Regions from separate parts of the Homo sapiens genome. Here region 2 is linked to region 1. A link is a loop called in an ENCODE intact Hi-C map of the cell type or tissue named here. Cell type or tissue: gastrocnemius medialis. All regions are shown on one strand.

Region 1 (2,500 bases):
AGGAAATAATGCATGCATAACAATTCTACTTCTTTAGATTAAAAACAAGCTATTCCTCTCCTTTTGAACCACTTAAAAATTGCCTATAATCTAATGTGATTCAATAAATCTATAAAGCTTGTGTGCTCCCAGTAGCAATTGAGATAAAGCAGCAAGTGTGGCTGCCATTGGGGTCAGTTGGCAGCACCTGGTTGCCATGGTCACGGGCTCTTTAAAAATGGAGCAAATACTTAATGAAACACTATATCCTTCTCCTCAGCACTAGTCATTTATAGTATTCAAATATTTACAGGTATAGCAGACTCACTGAGTTTCAAAAATATAAAAATGGTCCTGCTTCCTAAAAAGCATATATTTGCTACTAGCAGTAAAAAGGACTTAAATAAATCAAATTCTTGCTTTTGACAAGCAGATGCTAAAAGAAAACTAAAATATCATCTTCTAGGACTTGATTTTAGTTTACCTTCAGAGATCATTCACTTCCCTACCAAAAGATTGACTTCATTTTTTAAAATTAGTTATGGATTACATCCATTTGGTGAATAAGGGTCCTACGATCTTTCTCTCTGCTTATTTACACTTAATATTAGTGACTATTAACATTAAATATAGATGTATTTTATGTCACCACAGATGGAGATTTCCATTTGAGATATCTTAGACTTTCAAATGACTTAGCAAACATCAAGCAGCCAATCGTTTTTCTCCAAAGATCCTTCTGCTGTGCTTTGACTCAGAGAGCCTAGAAAATTCTGAAGTGATGCTTCATTAGAAAAGTGTGGTAAATTCCAGAGGCGTACATGAGGAAAATGTAATTCTCTAGGTAGATTTATTTTTCTCTTTTCATTGGGGAAAGTTGTGAGGAGGTAATAAATTGGAGAACAAATTTGTGGTTGATTGAAGTTTCTCTGCTGCTTTCTGAGACAACTAGAATAGCTCAATGTAAACACACATTCCAACATTTATCCCAGGCAAAAATTATATATTTTAATACTGAAATTAGGAGAACAGTCGTTACTTTGTAGTCTATTGGTCTCTAGATGACAGGAAAAGATGAGCTCCCTCTGGTGGTGAATTTAACAATAATAATAAACAAATGTTATTGTTTAATAACTAAAAGACCTGATTGAATTTAAAGGATCATTCGGTTGTCAGCAAGAGGCATCCTCCAAATTACCATTTTAGATTCTTTCCCAGGCTCTGGTTGAGGGAAATAGGTCAACACAGAATATTTATCCTTTTATTTGGCTAGAGTCATCTGGGATTTGAAGTAAAAAGGTGACTCAAAAATCCAGGGGTAAATGTTTTGTCATCTAGTGCCTCTCTCTCATTCACTCACTCTCTCATTGAGTGTCCCATATGGGGAAATACAGGAATCTTGTGGGCTGAAGCTGCAATGCTGAGAAACTGACCTATTCTCCACCATCATTGTAGTTTATGGTGAATTGGCATATCCTTCTTGTCTTTGTGGTAGTTGGAGGAGGGATTCGTTGGTATTAACTTTTCTTCCGTTATGTGCAGCAAGCAGGATTTTACCCTGTTCTCTTGACTTTGTATAAAGGCGTAAAATTGTATACATTATATAGTTTTGCTGTTATAGAAGGAGGTTCTGGAATGGAGTAGAGAAAAACAAATGTGATCAGTCTGCTTTGTATACCATCTCTCCGCATTTTAATTAAAAAAGTATTTTTATACAGAATTGCAAAGAGGCTTAGATGTGATACATACTTTATATTTGGCTTTAAAAAATATGAAATTGGAACATCGAATAGAGGCTACCTTATAAAGTAATTATCTATAGTAAGTCCTTCCTCTGGGCAGCAGCTTTCCTTTTTAGTTCTAAATTTAAAGCCTTGAATGCAGGTTTTATCACTCAGTTTTCACATATATAAAATAACTAGAATGAAGACTATGAATTCACAATTACTCAAGAATCTATTCTTCTTTACAGCTTCTTGGGTTAAATTTTTTAATTTATTCATTAATGTAGTTATTAAAATAAAAGTTTTTAGGCTATCATTGAAAGGAAAGAGTAAAAATTTTAAGGCACCAATATTTTTGTGAAAATTAAATTTCAATGAGGAGTATATATTACTTTGCAGCATGATTGTGCATACATGAAGCATTCAATAAATGATCTTCATTTTTTAAAAATTCTAACAGCAAAAACATTCTGGCTACCACGATGTTTCTTTCTCAAAATAATATTCTTGAAGTTACAGTTTGATCCTGTCAAAATAAGACAAACAAATAAAAAACACCTGTCTTTCATATTATTATGACTTGAAGACTTAAAGTCGATTCCATCAAACTAAGACAGACATATAAGGAATCATATTCTGTCAGAATTATGGGAAAAAGATAAAGTCCTTTTGATGAGAATTGAAATGTGGTTTTCCTTTTTTTTCCTGTCAGAGTAAGGAAAAGACTGAGAGGCATATAATTTGAAATTTCTATATATCATACCATATATATCAGAAAGGTAAACCATCAGGGCTTG
Region 2 (2,500 bases), 130 kb before region 1:
GAAGTCCTCACACATGTCTTACTGGGTGAGTTCGGCCCACTACATAACAATTTAAATTTTCTCATGTTGATTGGCATGTCAATTCCTGCATCCCAGCTCAAAAAGCATTCAGATTTTCATTCCAAAAACTTCTCTGATCTGATGCATTGGAGCTTTTAAAGAATATATTTTGGGGATAATAAAAAAGTGCAAGAGTAAAATCCTGGTTTTCCTATTTACCTGACAGGCATGGGATCTAGCTGGGTCTAAGGTGAGAATTATATTTACCTTTCAGGGCTGTTGTAAGGATTTATTGACAATGTGTGTGAAGTGGCTTTACAGTCCCTGGAACAAAGTGTTGTCAAATATAAGGTAAATTTGTCCAATCAATTAGCCAACAACTACTGCTAATCATTTGCACTATGTAAATCTTAATATTAGGCATTAAATAGGGAGAGAGCTATAAGGCATGCATATAATGGTTTCCCCATAAATAGACCACATTGTGAAAGCACTTTTGTTCCATTTACAAACAGGATTATTTCTCATGCTGCAGCTATTTTGGGAAAGTGGTTTGTAATGAAGCAACAAGTTCTGATTCCATCTGTCATGGGATACAATTTAACTGGGGCCATTTCACGGGAATTGGAATGTTTAGAAGCCCGTGGGTGGTATGAACCAACACTTCAGGTTTATTTTAAGTTTAAAAATCCCAATTTATGCTAAAATTATCCCATATGGACAGGGGAAACAGATGAGATCAAGTTTCATTTTGATATGATTTTCCTATCTACCTACTGCCCAAATTCCATTATTTTTAAAAAGAAATGAATTTGCAATGAGATAATGAAGATTTTTTTTTATTTGTTCTCTACTGCCCTTAGCTGATACGGTGATAAACTAACCCCTATACATTTAACATGGATATTTAATAATCCTGATAGTTTTAAAATACAACATATATTTTGAAAGAAACAAAAAAATCATTGCTTTCTGTTCTTCCCATTCGTAGGCATTGCACAGTGAACTGATGAAAAAGTAAATAAAACAGAAGCCCCACCCTACCTCTTTAGTGATAATCTCATAATTCAATTCATTCTGAACCAACAGGTTGCTATGGTAGCAGGCGACTCAGGGTTACAACATTGAACCATTCGTTCTACAATGTGACATCAGTGCAGTGCAGGAGGCGCTTCAAAATTCATGGCAGTGGTGAGAGCAATTTTGTGCTTTAAACTGCAGGCTCCCTGCATCTTTAAGAAAATAAAAATAACAAGGTGGCAATGACAGCCTGAGCCTCTTTAATAATTTAGCAGCTTTTCCAGGGTGCCAAGTGCAGTAAGCTGTGATCTGTGCTTTTTATTTACTGAGTTTAAGACTTGATCCCAGTAAGACTCATATTATTAAAGAAAAGCTACATGCAACAAAAAATGAACAAGAAGGGCTTCTAATTACGTGTTCTAGGTTTCTATTCATTTCCAGTCAGAGAGAAGCTAACGGTTTAATTTTTTTAAATGTGTATGTTCAGACACACTGAAACTGTGTTATAACTAGAACCCTTGGAACACAGAATTCAGTATGAAATGTTCACTTTTGCATCTATTCATTATGTGAAAAATGCCTTCCTAATATAAGGTAATATATACGTAAATATCACATATACATAATATATGATACATAATATGTGAAGATATTATAAATATATATTATGCACATGTGCATAATATATGTATACTAAAAGGCATTTTTGATATAACAAAGTCATATGAAGTACTCCACATGTATTAATATTACTTATACACCTATGTAAATATATATGATCATTTAGCCTCGCTATTTAAAGTCCTAAGTTTAATAATTGCTAATACCGTCTAATATACCCTCCCTGTTTTCTCCCATATAGAGTTATTATCTCTCCTTTACCCAATTGAAATCCTAACCTTTTCTGTGGATGCAGCTATAACCACAAAATTAAAGAAAAATAGCTAAGCCAATAGGTCAGCCTGATTTCATAAGTGCACAGTTTATTCTTATTTGCTATGACTTGGAGCATCTTGGGACTGGGCTGCATTAGGATTAGAGATGTGTAGGGTCTAGTCCATTCTGAAACTTGATGTATCTCCAAGGAGATGCTCCAATTGGGGAACTCAGGGGAGGAAGCATGTTCTACCAGGATGTTTTGTGCCTCAATGACTTGGCATATTTCATTCCTTCCACCTGCATGATCCTCCACTCTTATTTTTCTGCCAAGCTTTTTTGTTCATTTTTAAGATATGACTTGTGAACTCTTTTCCCACATTGCTTCCTGTTCCAAACACCCTGCCTTTTACAGCCTAGTTAATAGAAAAAAAAAAGAAACAATGAAATCTTTTCCTTCTTTACAGTAACTACTCCAACTGCACTTACCATATTCTATTGCAATTGTCTGTGTATATGTAACTCTAGGATAAAACATTGAGCTCTTTGAGAACATGCAACATGTAGTGAAGAACTAAGTAACTTTTTGTTTTGTTTTGGCATG

The links. A loop is a pair of places that touch in the nucleus more often than their neighbours do. Peaks named below come from ENCODE experiments on the same cell type or tissue, not always from the same donor. Only the 100,000 strongest peaks of a DNase experiment are listed, where the experiment ranks them.
Region 2: it touches region 1 in a loop (2.3-fold over the local background); 3 of 110 quality-filtered maps call a loop at or near these places.

What each region holds. Positions count from the first base shown.
Region 1 is chr2:223,458,102-223,460,601 of GRCh38, reverse strand. No RefSeq gene overlaps it. Among named protein-coding and RNA genes, the nearest start is that of SCG2, 140 kb to the left of the region's middle. In gastrocnemius medialis, a CTCF peak has its summit at 1,084 (motif pointing left); no DNase peak of the experiment used is centred here.
Region 2 is chr2:223,584,508-223,587,007 of GRCh38, reverse strand. No RefSeq gene overlaps it. Among named protein-coding and RNA genes, the nearest start is that of SCG2, 17 kb to the left of the region's middle. In gastrocnemius medialis, no CTCF peak of the experiment used is centred here; a DNase peak (open chromatin) is centred at 1,159.